Regions from separate parts of the Homo sapiens genome. Here region 1 is linked to region 2. The links are chromatin contacts, found by Hi-C or POLR2A ChIA-PET in ENCODE. All regions are on one chromosome and are shown on one strand. The core of a region is the stretch at or near the end of the contact, and the rest is flanking DNA. Distances in the headings are between cores, read along the strand shown. Region 1 holds the start of SGCB (sarcoglycan beta). Region 2 holds the start of SLAIN2 (SLAIN motif family member 2).

What was found. Hi-C counts contacts between places; a loop is a spot of excess contacts on that map. ChIA-PET counts read pairs that join two places held with the same protein, here RNA polymerase II (POLR2A). Pooled maps may share reads with other maps.
Region 1: a map of naive thymus-derived CD4-positive, alpha-beta T cell shows a loop between it and region 2 (13-fold over the local background). The contact joins the promoter of SGCB here to the promoter of SLAIN2 in region 2. A Hi-C loop is called at or near these places in 1 of 168 maps with a recorded cell type or tissue (naive thymus-derived CD4-positive, alpha-beta T cell) and 5 of 50 pooled maps. POLR2A ChIA-PET finds 5 or more read pairs at or near these places in 1 of 52 experiments (OCI-LY7).

Annotation. Positions count from the first base shown.
Region 1 is chr4:52,035,050-52,042,291 of GRCh38, reverse strand. It overlaps SGCB (sarcoglycan beta), which reads left to right and starts at 3,993. Exons shown (of 6, transcript NM_000232.5): 1 at 3,993-4,065. The coding sequence starts at 4,033. RefSeq lists a silencer at 3,781-4,220 and an enhancer at 4,461-4,580.
Region 2 is chr4:48,336,828-48,343,352 of GRCh38, reverse strand. SLAIN2 (SLAIN motif family member 2) reads right to left here and starts at 1,824. Exons shown (of 8, transcript NM_020846.2): 1 at 1,225-1,824. The coding sequence starts at 1,613. RefSeq lists silencers at 1,344-1,653, 1,794-2,133 and enhancers at 964-1,877, 2,284-2,403.

The DNA.
Region 1 (7,242 bases), core at 2,744-5,243, 3.7 Mb before region 2:
TGTTCAGGACTTAGAGCAACATGGAAAATAATAACACATTACCTCTGCTTTGTAAGGAACTCAGTCTAATCAGAAGCAAACTGTATATGCATGAAAAGTAAAGTAACAAGATACTGCACTAAGTATCAAATGGGTGTTACAGCAAATTAGTGCAATAATAGTTAAAAGGAAAGAGGAATAAGGACTGGCTGTGATTGTCAGGAGGAGGTAGGACTGAGGTTGGTTCTGAAAAATGGGAAGAATCTGGAGAGGCATGAATTCACAGATAACTAAAACAGATGGACAAATAAATAAATTTCAGTATAGTGTGATGTGACAATAGCAGCATGCTTGGGGATCACAGAGAGGTCCACACAAATCAGAAATGTATGATTGGGAGAAGGTTTAAGAAAGGCTTTTCAGAAAAGATATCCCTTGATCTGAGTTTTAGTGGACAAGTAGAGACAGCTAGATTAAAAGGAGAAAGAGCCACATATGCAAAGGAACAGAGCCATTAAGAACTTGAGTTCGGGCAAGCAGATGGGGGCTGCAAATATTGCACAGGGATAAAGGGATAGATTACTTTGTCTCTGATTCCCTGACTCCTCTGTAGTCACGTTGGATGTGTGTGTGGGACAGGCAGGAAACAAGGCTAGAAAGGGGCAGAAGGACCAAAAGTTTCTAACCTTTTGGTGAAGGACCAAAATTTGGTGAAGGACCAAATATAAGGAGCTTAAATTTTATCATGAAAGGTATTGGAGTATGGTAAGCTTGAGGGTGAGGAGTGACATGATCAGATTTGTATTTTAGAAAGATCATTCCAGAAATAGTATAGAACTACTTTGAGGTGTCTGACTAGATGGTGATATCATTCACTAAGGGAACACAGGAGGACCAGATTGGGAAGAAAGGTTTTGAGTTCAAATTTTTCATGTGTTGAACTTGAAGTGTGTATTTGTAACACACAAACTTGGTGGCTTTAAACAACAGAAATTTGTTGTCTTACAGTTCCAGAGGTTAGAAGTAAGAAATCAGAGCCTTCTGGAGGCTCTAAGCGTATATCTGCTCCATCCCTCTTTCTTAGCTTCTGGTAGCGGTTGGCAATTATTGGTATTCCTTGCCTAGTAGAGTGATCACTCCAATCTCTGCTTCTATGTTCATATCATCTTAGTGTATGTTGCCATTCTGTCCTCTTATAAGGATAAGGGCTCATCCTAAATTCAGAGTGATCTCAAGATCCTTAAAAACATCTGTCTTAGTTCATTTGGGCTGCTATAACAGAATATGGACTAGGTGGCTTATAAACAACAGAGCTTTATTTCTCACAGTTTTGGAGGTTGGGACATCCAAGATCAACATGCTTAGAGATTTAGTGTCTGGTGAAGGCCTGTTTCCTGATTCATAGATGTCACTGTGTCCTCACATGGTGGAAGAAACAAACCAATTCTCTTGGATCTATTTTATAAAGGCACTAATCCTATTCATGAGAACTAATCATGAATAGTGATAGCTAATCACCCATCATTTCCTTCTATGATGTGAATGTGTCCCCAAAAATTCATGTTCGGAAATTTAATCTCCAATGCAACAGCATTGGGTGGTGTTGCCTTTTGAGAGCTGTTCAGGTCATAGGGGCTTGGCATTCCTCCCCTCAGGATGACAAGGTGTTCAAGGTAACATCCTGGAAACAGAGACCAGACCCTCATCAGACAACTGAACCTGCTTGGACTTCTCAGCCTCCAGAACTGTGGGAAAATAATTTTTTGTGCTTTATAAATTCTTCACTCTCAGATGGTCTGTTATAGAAGCACAAAGTGGACTAAGTCAGCTTCTAAAGGCCCTACCTCCTAATATCATCACACTGGGGGCTAAGATTTCCACATGTGAAATATTCAGGGGAGACACAAACATTCATTCTATAGCAATCTGCAAAGACTCTGTTTCAAAGTAACACCACGTTCACAGATACTGGAGGTTAGGACTTGGATATGCCTTTTTGCAGGGCACTATTCAAACCACTGCAAAGTGAACAAAGGTGTAAGTGTCTTCATAATCTGACTCATACTCCAGCCCTGGGGACCTGTGTTTTGTGCTTCCAAATGCTAATATCATGCAACAGTCAAAAGAAAGAGCAAAATTAAAGGCTGTGATGTATGGTAGAAAGAGCAAAGACTAGTCAGATGGACCTAGATTCAATACTGGCTCTTTAGGAGTTGAAAAGATGGTCAGCCATTTAACCTCTACAAGCCTTGATTTCTTCATTTGTAAAAGAGGCATTGCCAGGCACAGAGTTGACTTTAAATGTCATTATTTCAGGGGAAAAAAGGCTGACAATAGTACATTTGAAAATAACCCACATTAAAATGTGGTCATGTGAGTGAATTGGATCTCTTTAAAAGAGAATAGAAATTGGCATTAAGAATAGTGGGATGTCCTGTCAGAGATGGACATCAGCGATGAGGAAAGAATCCAAGAGAAGGTGATATTCAAATAGCCAAAGGAGCATTTGGTTTCAGGAAAATTGGCTACCAGGTATCTCACCACCTAAGTGGGAGGGAGGTTGGCAAAATCAAGTCAGGGCTTAGAAATTGGGATACTGGGCAGATTTCTAAGATATCTATTAAGTTTAATTACTGTGCTAGACATTGGAGATTAAACGATGAGTAAGACACCTACCTTCCAGATAGAACACACCATCTTTTGAATGAAATCAGCAGGTAGACAAGATAAAAATACAATGCAATCTGAAGTGCTAGAAAAGGCTAGGCACACAGTTAAGGAACAGATCTGTGGGAGCCTCTGAAGCCTTTAGAGAAAATATGACGTTTGAATAGAATAGTTCTTGAAGGATGAATAAGAGTGCGCGTGCCAGGGAAGAAGAACTTTCCCAGCAGAGAGAAAAACGCAAAGCTTAGGAATTAAGGACTAGAAGATAGGAACTCAGAATCAGTTAAAAGCCCAGTTGTGCAAATTGATCAATGAGACCACAGGCAGAATATTAACACAGAGCCTTACTGCTGACTCCTGCATCATTGGGCTTTAACTTAGAATTTTCCTGCCTAAAATGCATGTTTGTCCCACAGACTCAGAGAGGAGTGAGTCTAGAGATATGAGTCAAGTGGTTCCAGCATTTAGGAAAAAAGAAATGCAGAGAGACTGATGACCAGCTAGGTACTGACTCCCACTGAATTAGACAGTACTAGGGCCCAAAGGTGCTTATTAGAAGTGATTCAGCTACATGAGGAACAGTTGCTATTGACTTCACTGCATTTTTTTTCAGCTAAAATAATTATTGGATTATATCTACAACAGGGAACAATGAATGTCTACTCAAGTAACTCGTACATTTGAGTGGCTTCCCGGTGTTCAGTAAATGTCCGTTCAATTAGGTTCCCGAGGATATACATGGTAACACTATCTCCAACACTAAATGAAAAATCCATCCCCAGTATCGCAGGATAAAAACATCAGACTTCATAGGCCTCCGAAGTCAAGCAGCCCGAAGGATTCAACGTCCTCCTTGAGGACTCTCAGTCTTCAAGACTCCAGCCACCTAAGTGACCACTCGTTCACTTCTGCCCACGCAGTCACCACGCCGGTCCGCGTCCACTTGTGGTCTCGATATCGGCCCCTCCCACCCTAGCCAAGGAGACCTTGGTCCGAGAAACAAAGAGAGCCTCACAGCTCCGGATGGCACCGATCTTTCAGCGATGGGGAACAAAGGGGAAGGGGAGAAGCGTCCTCGATTTTTGAGGGTGCCCTTTCTGAGGAATCTGCAGGCGGCCCGGGGTGGAGCGGAATCCCCATAGGCCCCTTCTGGCCCCTGTGCAATACAACGCGCCCCAGGCCAAGGTCCTAGGTGCAGGGGCCGCCGCAGAGCCTGAGCCCGCAGGGCTGGGATGCGGGTCGTCAGGGATGCGGGCTGGGGAGGGGAGGGTGTGAGCAGCGGGTGCCCCCAGTCCCCGCCAGGGCGCAAGCGCAGGCGCGCAGGGTGCGGTCGCGGAGGGGCGGGCACAGTCGGGCGGGGAGCTCGGCGGCGGCGGGCGCGGGAAGATGGCGGCAGCGGCGGCGGCGGCTGCAGAACAGGTCTGTGAGTACCGCCGCGGCCGCGGGCTGGAGGAGCGGGGGAGGCCGCGTCCTGCCGGCTGGGCCCGCGGGAGCCCTGGCCGGGGGTGCGGGGGGCGCGGGCCGCAGGGTCTGGGTTCGGCGGGGCCGATCGGGGCGGGGCGGGGCGGGAGGAGCTGTGCCCCGCCGAGGATGCTGGCACAAGCTAGGGACCAGGAGCCAGGGGCGGCCTCGGGCTCGGCCCGGCCTGGCTGATCCTCGGAGGGGGTGAGGAGGGGTCTCCTTCCGGAGAGCCTGGGAGGCGGTCGAGCCAGCCTGGAAGCCTGCGCTGGGACGTGCCAGGGACGTACCCCGTTCAGCCGCCAGCAGAGATTTGGATAAAAATAACCGCAGCCCCAGCGAGAAGGCTCCTCTTACAAGAAACGGGTCAGCTGTTGCCCCGGTGTCAGCTTGCCATCTTTGTTTTTTGTTTCTGCCATCTCCAATATGCAGACATCCCAGATTTCCCCTCACGCTTTGGTTTTTGAAGATTTAGTCACCAGTCTAAAACTATCTCCTGTTCACTTTTAAAAATGATTTATCCAAGATTTCCTGACCTGCATTGTAAACTTGTAACTTAGAATGGTTTAAAAGGCTCCTCATCCCCCCAAAATCTAGTTATACGTATGCATACATGTACATGCATATGTGTGTGTGTTAATATATACATACACGTAATCGCTAGGGTGATTTATTGTAATACAGATAATTTTCAGTAACTTTCCCCCTTACCTAACTTACTTTTCCTTTGAACAATTATAGTAGTTTCTCTTTAAAAAGTCTCATTCTAAAACATTGTTGAAAAAAATGAGTCAAGTTTTGACCTTTGGAACGATTTTCTTAGATAATTAACTTTTTAGAGACCTATTAGATATATGTCACTGGAGGGCTCATTCTGAAGATAAAAGACGTAAAATCTCTCTTCAAGGAGCTTAAAGTCATACAGCCAAATACATGCAGAAAAAATCAGCTAAAGACAATAGGCAGGCTGCAGATTTGTAACAGTAAAATAAAACATAGAGGAATGAGTGAAACTGAAAGGAGACAAAACTTCTTGGAGTTGGTATTTAAATTGTGCCTTGGCTTTCCTCATTTCCCGCCTAAGTTATCAGCTTCTGTTTCAGATGATTGTTTTTCCATCTGGTTCTATTTTTGCTTTACACATAAGTGGGGCAGTCTGATCCGTTACTCAGTCTCCACTTCAAATTTACGCATTACGTCTCCAGCCCTGAACTTAACTGAATTTTCCATAGGCACCTCAAACTCAAAAATGTTCAAAACTGGACTCTGTCATACTTACTATTAAAAAGGCTACAACCATCCATTCACTTGTTTAACCTAGCCAGAAACTTAGGACCAAGGCCATTTTAAGGGAGCTGAGAAGGACCTGCACTTGGTTTAATGTTCTGCTGTCCTGGGCTTGAGATTTAAACAGTGAGCCCCACATTTTCTTTTCCCCCTGGGCCCCACAAATTATATAGCCAGTCCTATTTGGGAGTCATCTTCGACCCCTTTGTGCCACACTCATATCCAAACAATCACGAGATCCTGACAGTTCTACCTCTTAACACCTTTCCCCAGACTTCAGCTTCAAAGTCAAACCTCAGTCAGTACCTCATTGGGACTCTTAGAGAAACCTGCTGTTGATATCTTCACTTCTAGGCTCTTCAGTTCCAGTTCATCTCTTTTTGGAGTGATTTTACTACAATGCAAATCTGATTGTATAGGAAACCTATTTTAACTCTTCAGTAGTTCCCCTTTGCCTTCAGGATAAAGTCCATTGTTCTTGTCATGGTATTTATGTTGCTTACTGGCCCCTAAGCACATCTCTCATTGTATTTCTTGCTTCATCCCTACACCTATCCTTCTCACCATCCACATAAAGTGACCAAAATTAGTTCTCCCAGAGATGGTTGCCTCTCAAAGTCTCCATGCTTCTTCCTCTGCCTAGAGTGACCTTCTTAGCTCTTTTGCCTGGTTAACTCCTGTCCATCCTTCAAGAGTTAACTCAACCTTCAGCTTTTCTTAGAAACTTTCCCTGATGCCCTTGCCTGCTAGGTGGAGATGCATTCCTCTTCTGTACCCTTTCTGTATTGTATGCATTGCTCCACTACAGCACTTGTCATGCTTTGTGAACTGTTAGTCACCTTGTCTGTCTACCTGACTGGCCTGTAATTAAGCTCCTTGAGGGTGGACACTATGTTCATCCTGGTAGCTTGGAGCACCTGGCTTATAGTAACTATTCAATAAATGTTAAATGCATCAAGATGAAGACAGTAATGTGCATGGTTTGGCAGAGAAGAGTAAAGACTACGTCTCAGGAGGGATGAATTTTGTCCTTTCTCTCTTTTATGTGGACCTATATTCAAACTTTGGCTAACACTTTTAAGTTGCCCATCTGTTAGGGCTGTCAGAAGCCTGAGGTTCTTTTTTGGAACCTGACTACAAATTCTGTTAAGTCTTCTCTTAAAGTATCTACTTAATCTCTCCTTTTTCATCCCACTTTAGTTTAGGTCCTCTTAACCTCAATCCTCCATTACTACAACATCCCCAGCAGCTTACTTACTGGTACTCCTCTTTCTTCTCTCTCGTACAAATGCCCACACCTTTAACACTCTGAATTTGTGCTCAAAAACCTCCAGTGACTCCCAATTAAATAGAACATAAAGACTAGAATTTGTACCCTGCTGTCCAAGAACCTTCACAACCTGGCCCTACTTTTCCAACTTCCTCTTCCCTGCCTTGCCATATCTGACCCATCTACTTCTCCCCATTTCCCTAACAACTCCAGGTCATCCTGTCTCTCCTCCCTTTGAACTCTGCAGTGTGTATTGCCTAGACTATTGATTTTGGCACCTGAACATACAGAGTGCTTTATTGCATTGTTAAATATTTTATGTTAACATGTACACAAATCATATCTGTTAATACATAGAGGATAAGGACCCTTTCCTATAGTTCTTTTGTATTCCTATCTATGGAATTAGTGTTTAAGCGTAAAGTGCTTAATACATGCGTATTCAACAACTGAATTTTCTCAGAGCTTTAAGAAATAAGTAGGACAGTATCCATTTCTGCCCATTTCTTTTGTGCTCTTGATATTCAAGATTATTACCCAAAATGTCATTCAACCATAGTCTAGGTCAGAGGTTCTCAAAT
Region 2 (6,525 bases), core at 575-3,074:
GATCCAGCGCTAAATGCATACATAATTATCTTACTAAATTTTCATAACTCTATAGAGGTAAGTGCTATTATTTTCTCCATCAAATACAAGAAGAAAGTGAGCCTCAGAGTAACTTGCTCAAGGTCATACTGCTAGTAAGTGGCAAAACCAGGGGCGAACCCAGGAAAGCTCTTAACTACCTCAGAACACTGCAAAGTTCCAGCCCTGCAATACCAGAGTCTATGAATGATTTCGATTTCACTGTTAGAAGTTTTAATTTCAATAGAGCAGAGACATTTTAGCTAAAAGTTAAAACTTTAAGAAAAATGAATTAAGACAAATAATTGCCCACACACATCTTTATAATAAAACGAGAGGAAAAGCCTCCCATGTCCTATTTATGAAAGTGATATTAAGGTGGGGGGGCCACAATTTCATCAAGAAGTGGCTTATGACAATATAGCTTTGGTTTAAATTTTTAAATAGGACTCTTTTTCTCTGCCCCTAGAAGGACGTGGAAATGAAAGATGGATGTGATAACTGTCAATTCAGAGCTCTGCAAAACGCCAGACTCAATTCTTGTTTTAGAAAATAAGAGCCAGGGCTCGTTCCACCCTTGACTCTTCACACAGAGTAACAAAAAAAAAAAAAAAAAAAAAAAAGCAGCACCATCCTCTGCCCTCTCTTCACACAAAGCAAGGTTTACCCCACTACCCAAAGGGGAGTGCTGATTCATACGGTCTCCCCATCCCCGCCAGAAATGGGTCCCAAACACCAACCGCTGCATAGACGTAGACGACTCTGGTCTGCCCCTGACCCCCACACCTGGTGATACCTCATCAAGCAGACCCCTCTCCTACATCCAGAATGCCCAGGGCCACCATCCGAAAGCCAGTATCTTACACAAAGCAGGATCCCTGCCTACAAAGCAGTTTCCCACCTCCGACTCCTCCCCAGGCGAACAGCCCTTCTCAAGCTGCCCCAACCCACAGACCCCAATAGGGTCCAGCACTCAGAAGGTCCACAATCCAAAGGACAACGAGCTACAACCCTGTTACTTGCGCACGCCTCGAACCCCCAACTCCAGCTGACGTTCCCTCTGCCAAAGCAAGAAAACCACAAGTCGCCACAGGAGAGCGGACCCGGCTACACAAAGCGAGGCGCCCGACCAGAGGGACCCTCAGAGGACGCTCTCCGCCCCCGGGCCCGTCCCCGCCCAGCTCCTGCCCGGCGCCTCGCGCTCACCAGCTCTCCTCCTCCTCCTCCCAGCCTGACAGGCGCTCCAGCTCGTCGGGCCGCAGCGGCTCCACCTCGTCCAGCAAGCCGCCCTCGCCCGCCGCTAGCAAGGAGGTGGCGTCCCGCAGCTCTTCGCTACTCGTCCGCCTCGGGCCCGACCCGGGCCCGCCGCCCGACTTGGCGCTGAGGCCCAAGGGGAAGCCCCGAGGAGACGCCGCGCCGGAGGAGGGAATGGACGCGCCGGCCCGAACCGGGCTGCCGGGCCCAAGGGAGCCGGCGCCCTGCACGGCCCCCGAGCGGCTCCTCAGCTGTTCGTTCTGCTTCTCCAGCTTCTTCACCAGCTCCTGCAGCTTCCGCACCTCCTGGTCCGCGTTCACGTTGGAGTTAACGTCCTCCATCCCGGCCCCGCCGCCGCCGCCGCCTCCGCCGCCCGCTCGCTCTCGCAGCGACAGGGAAAGAGACGGAGGAAAGAGGCGTCGCCGCCGCTCACTCTAGCCGAGGCGCCGGCATATAGCAGGACCAGGCCCCACCGCCAGGGTCCCCCCACCTCGGGTTCCAAAGCGCCGCTGGCCCCAGCCGAACTGCCTCATCTGCGCCGGCTCCGGGATTGGGGGAGGCGGCGCCAATATCCGGCCCCTGCCGCCATCTTCCCTCCGTCCCTCCGCCCCCCGCGGGCCGGCCCAGTCGGTGACCTCAGAGCGTCGGGGGTGGACGCGGCCGCCGGCGGGCGCTGAGAGGACCCGGCGCCAGCTCGCGGCGGGGCGGGGCCACGGACGGGGCCTATGGGGCGGGGCCGGTGCTTGAGGGGCGGGGATTAGGCCGGAAGGGGCGTGTCGGCGGATGTGGGACGCGGCCGGGCTGGCTAGGGAGGGTCCCTGCAGAACGGGAGGCCAGCAGAAGGCTCGCGGCGGGCGGGGCTGAGGTGGCTAACAAGGTCCTCGAACAGCCTCGCCTGTTGGTCTGGGCGTGTGGGCGTGTTCTCCACCCCTTACAGGGAGTGTGGGACCCGCGGGCCAGTCTCGCCCTTGTTCCGGGCCGGATCTCGAGTGGGCGCTCAGCCCGGCGGTGGAGAGACAGTTTACTTTGTTCAGCAAATATTTAATCGATGCCGACTTTTAATTGGAGATTGTCTCGGCTGGCAGGAGCCTCTAGACTGCCTGTGTCCTGTTTCTTCCCCTGAAAATAAGAAACCCCAGTTTCAGACAGTTAAGAGAGGTCTAAGGTCAAAATAATCATAATTTCTTGAGTGCTTCCTACTGGCCAGACAGTGTGCTAAGCACTTTTAAAGGCATTATCTCATCGGTTAAAACATAGTTTTCCCGACTTAAAGTTTACAGCACACTGGGGCGGAAGCGGGGGATAGTAAACCGCTTCTCTACTCCCTTTCTCCGTTTATTGACTCACACTCTGTTCTTTGGATCACTTCCTTCGGAAAAAGTTCCTCGTAGTGTGTCTTGACTTTTTTAAAAGTTGTATGTTAAAAGTAGTTAAACACGCTGACAGATACTGAAGAATGAAGAAAATTGTAAGAATGTGAAGTCTGCCTTTAGAATGCGGCAGGAAACCTAAACAAAACTTAAATGCTTTGTTTTGATCACATTATCACAGTCGTTGGTCTTCAGAGGTCAATTGTGAACGGCTTTGGCTTGTGTTTGCAGCTTTTCTTCAGTTGCCGCCTCCACCCTTAGTTTAATAACAATGATCCAGTCCTGTTACACCTGAGTGTGGACTCATGCCATGACTGACTTGCTTCTACCCTTTAGCTTTTCTAGTGCCATATTCTCCGCCTGCCATATCTGATTCTTTTCTTAAATCCCATACTCTCTCATTCAGGAAACCTCTTCCCAACAATTCCACAAAGATCTAATTATTCTGCATATTCTAGCACTACGTGATCAATAGTTCTCAATAGGTGTTTGCACTTTTTTTTAAATTGCTTTTTTCTCTAAGAATTATTTTTCGTTTGTTTTTGTCTGTTTACTTGATTTAAGGACACTTCATTTTTGCTTCCCATGTCTAGTACACTGACACAGTGGACACTCAATACTTGGTTTGTTGAAAGTTAAGTAGACTATAAGTTCTACTTAAAACCACGTAGCTATTTATTCGTAGCAAAAAACGTATTTGTGTTAAAAGTTTGCTGGCTAACTATAAGTCGAGTATTTTTCTAGCTATACAGACCTAGTCAAAGGATGTGATTGTTTGCTAACATAATTGTCAAGTAATATATATTATCTGTGTAATGCTCATCTAAATATCATTGCTCTTTCTGACCAGTCTGAACTTGTTGCCGGAGGGTTAAAAATCATGACTACTTCACGTGTAGCAGTTTTCACTTGCATTCAATGCTTTGTAAAATAGATTCCAACTAGTCAGTTTCTATAAGGCGAACCCTTCAAATATACTCCTTGAAAAGAACAGTTCACCGGACATTATGAAGTTAGCACTAATGTTTGTGGGGCAGGAAAAGCTGTTGTAGTGTGGAACAATGAATTAAGAATCAGAAAGCCTGATGTCGGGTTCTAGCTGTAGCATAAATGCACTTGACCTTGATCGCTGCTCTCTAATCTCTGGTCCTTAGTTTACTTTAGAATGCGTGAGTTGGAGGATCTCCAGTATCTCTTCCAGGATGAAAAAGTAAAGGATTCTGGTGAGGCCTCATGGTTGCAAAACATGAGAGTGAATATACTTAGATATATAGAGAAGTTCATAGTGGATAGATATACTTGGATTTTTAAATTCTATTGCCTTACTCAATGTCTTACCTTTTTCATTCAATAAATATTGAATATATCTACTATATGGCAGGCACGAATTTAGATATTTGGATGTTTAATAGGCCTCTTAAGTATCAAACAACATTCAGTTCATACACACACATACACACTACACAGCATATACACACGCTTAAATCTGCTTGTCCTGTAGTCATCACCATTCCAATAAATGACAGCTCTTCTAAATGCTCAGACCAAAAACCTTAGGATAATCCCTACTCCTCACTTTCTTTCACCCACCAAATCCAATCTTTAAGCAGGTCGTGCTGGCTCTACATTCAAAATATGTCTAATTACTTCCCAGCACCTCCACTGCTACGACTCTAATTCAAGTTGCCATCTTCTCTTGTCTAGATTACAGTGGTACTCTTTTAATGAGCTATTCCACTTTGCTGCTTTACAGTCTCTTGTGTACATGGCAACCAGATGATCTTTTGTGTAAGTCACATCAGGTTACTCTCCTGCTCAGAATCCTCAGAAGCAACTGGCTTCCCAACATACTTCAAAGTCTTTTCCCTGGACTATAGGGCTCTGGATACTCGGCAACTTCTGCAAGTATCTCATTAACTAACACCTTCCCCATCACTCTACCACACTGGCCTTCCTGATTTTCTTCAAACAAGCCAAGCATGTTTCTACTTTAGGAACTTTGCACTTGCTTTTCTGTCTAGGATCTGGTTGTCATTCACGTTATCACATGACTGACTCCCTCACTTCATTCAGGTCTCTGCCCAAATAGCACCTAAATTCACTATCCTCATTATGATTCTCCATAAAATAGCATCTGTGTCATTCCCCATCCTCTTAATCCTGTTTCATTTTTTCTCAGACACATCTCTCTCTCTTTCTTTCCTTCCTTCCTTTTCTTTCTTTTTTTCTTCACTGCCTGTCTCTCACCAGTAGAGTGTGAACTGCAGGAGAACAGAGTTCACTGTTATATCTCCAGTGCTTAAAACAGTGCCTACAACAGTGCCTAGTACATGGTAAGTGCTCAATACATGTTTTTTGAACGAGAGAGTTAATGGATTTACGCTAAGTGAAGTCTCCTAAAAGAGAATTTCAGATAAATATGGTTATATCTCAAATCATTGAAGTGGAAATTTGTAATTATTTTGAATGGTTGACTTTTAAAATTATATTTTCTCCTTCCAAAAGAGCAACATGTCATACCATATATGTCATCCTCAAAACTAGGTCACTCTCTACCTCCTGAGAGCCAACAGCCCTTAAGAATTGCTGAGGAGAGAGTTTTAAGTTCTCACTGAGAAGCATAAGGACAAGAATATTTCCTTTCTATCCTTAACCTTGCCAGGATCTTCCTCTTTCAGGTTAGCTGTGATACCCTGTCTTCTCTGGTGACTCAGAAGTGTTACAGCATGTTTTTAAAAGTCACTCTAAGAGTGACTTTTATATAGCTACAAGGAGCAGAGCTAGTAGGTGTCTGAAGTATGCATCACAGTTAGCCCAACTAGTTTTTCAGGTGTTGTGTTTTATGATAAGCTTGGTTTGTTGCTGGAAGAAGGATTTGTTTCTTTTCTAAGCAGGTGTGGCCCATTTTCATAACTTGCTCCTACATGCATGTTAGCTCTTAGTGAAACTCCTGACAAAGTGGAAAATATTACAAACCACTAAAAGTATTTGGAATGAAAAACTGTTACTCAATGGCTTAAAGATATTTAGCCATCCTAAAATCCTAAATCAAGGTGTGTGTGTGTGTGTCTATATAAGCACATGCTAAAAAGTAGTTTAGAAATTGCTAGACACAGAAATATTTGCATTTCCTTAGAAAATGCTCAGATTCTTTGACAAAACCTTTGCTATCCAATCCATCCATTTTTTAACATAACAGATCATTTCACTAGACAGTCCATCCGTTTAATCTTCATAGGTACACATGGTCAGTTATTTTCTACTTACCCTCTTTCATCTATTCCTCACCAGCATCCCTCCTCCAGATGTGCCTCCCTTTGATCTATCAAACGGCCCCTTCTTCACTGTCTTGGTACAATACAATTTTACAAAGGAGTCCCAGGAACCTTAAAGGTTAAGTATATGAGAAATTTTGAATTGAACGCTTGGTGGCAAAATGAAGGGGGGCTTTTTTAGGGAGATTCTCTGTCTAGAGGGTGGTCCCCTATCACACTGTTGGGGGCATATATTATATAGATGTAGGGGTGGGTAAGTCCGTGATCAGAGCAAAGGGTGAACAGGTTCTTGAACTGTTAGGAAGCTACCCAAAATGAAACAATACCGTGTCTTCCACCCTTTTTCTGGCAGCAGATGGGAAGATAAGCTCTTAAATAACATTTATTATTTCTTTTTTTTTCTTTAAGTAGTATATCAGTAGGACAGTGAAGTTGGAAGAGTGGAATATGAACCACTTCTGAACGTGTTTGATGTTCTACAGAAACTACTATTCAAAGATGGAAGAAAACTTGGAATAATCCAAATATTCAAGTCAATAAGATAAGTCCCAATAATCTGCCCTAGGATTTAAAATACATTATTCTGAGTATTGACTTAGAGATACAGT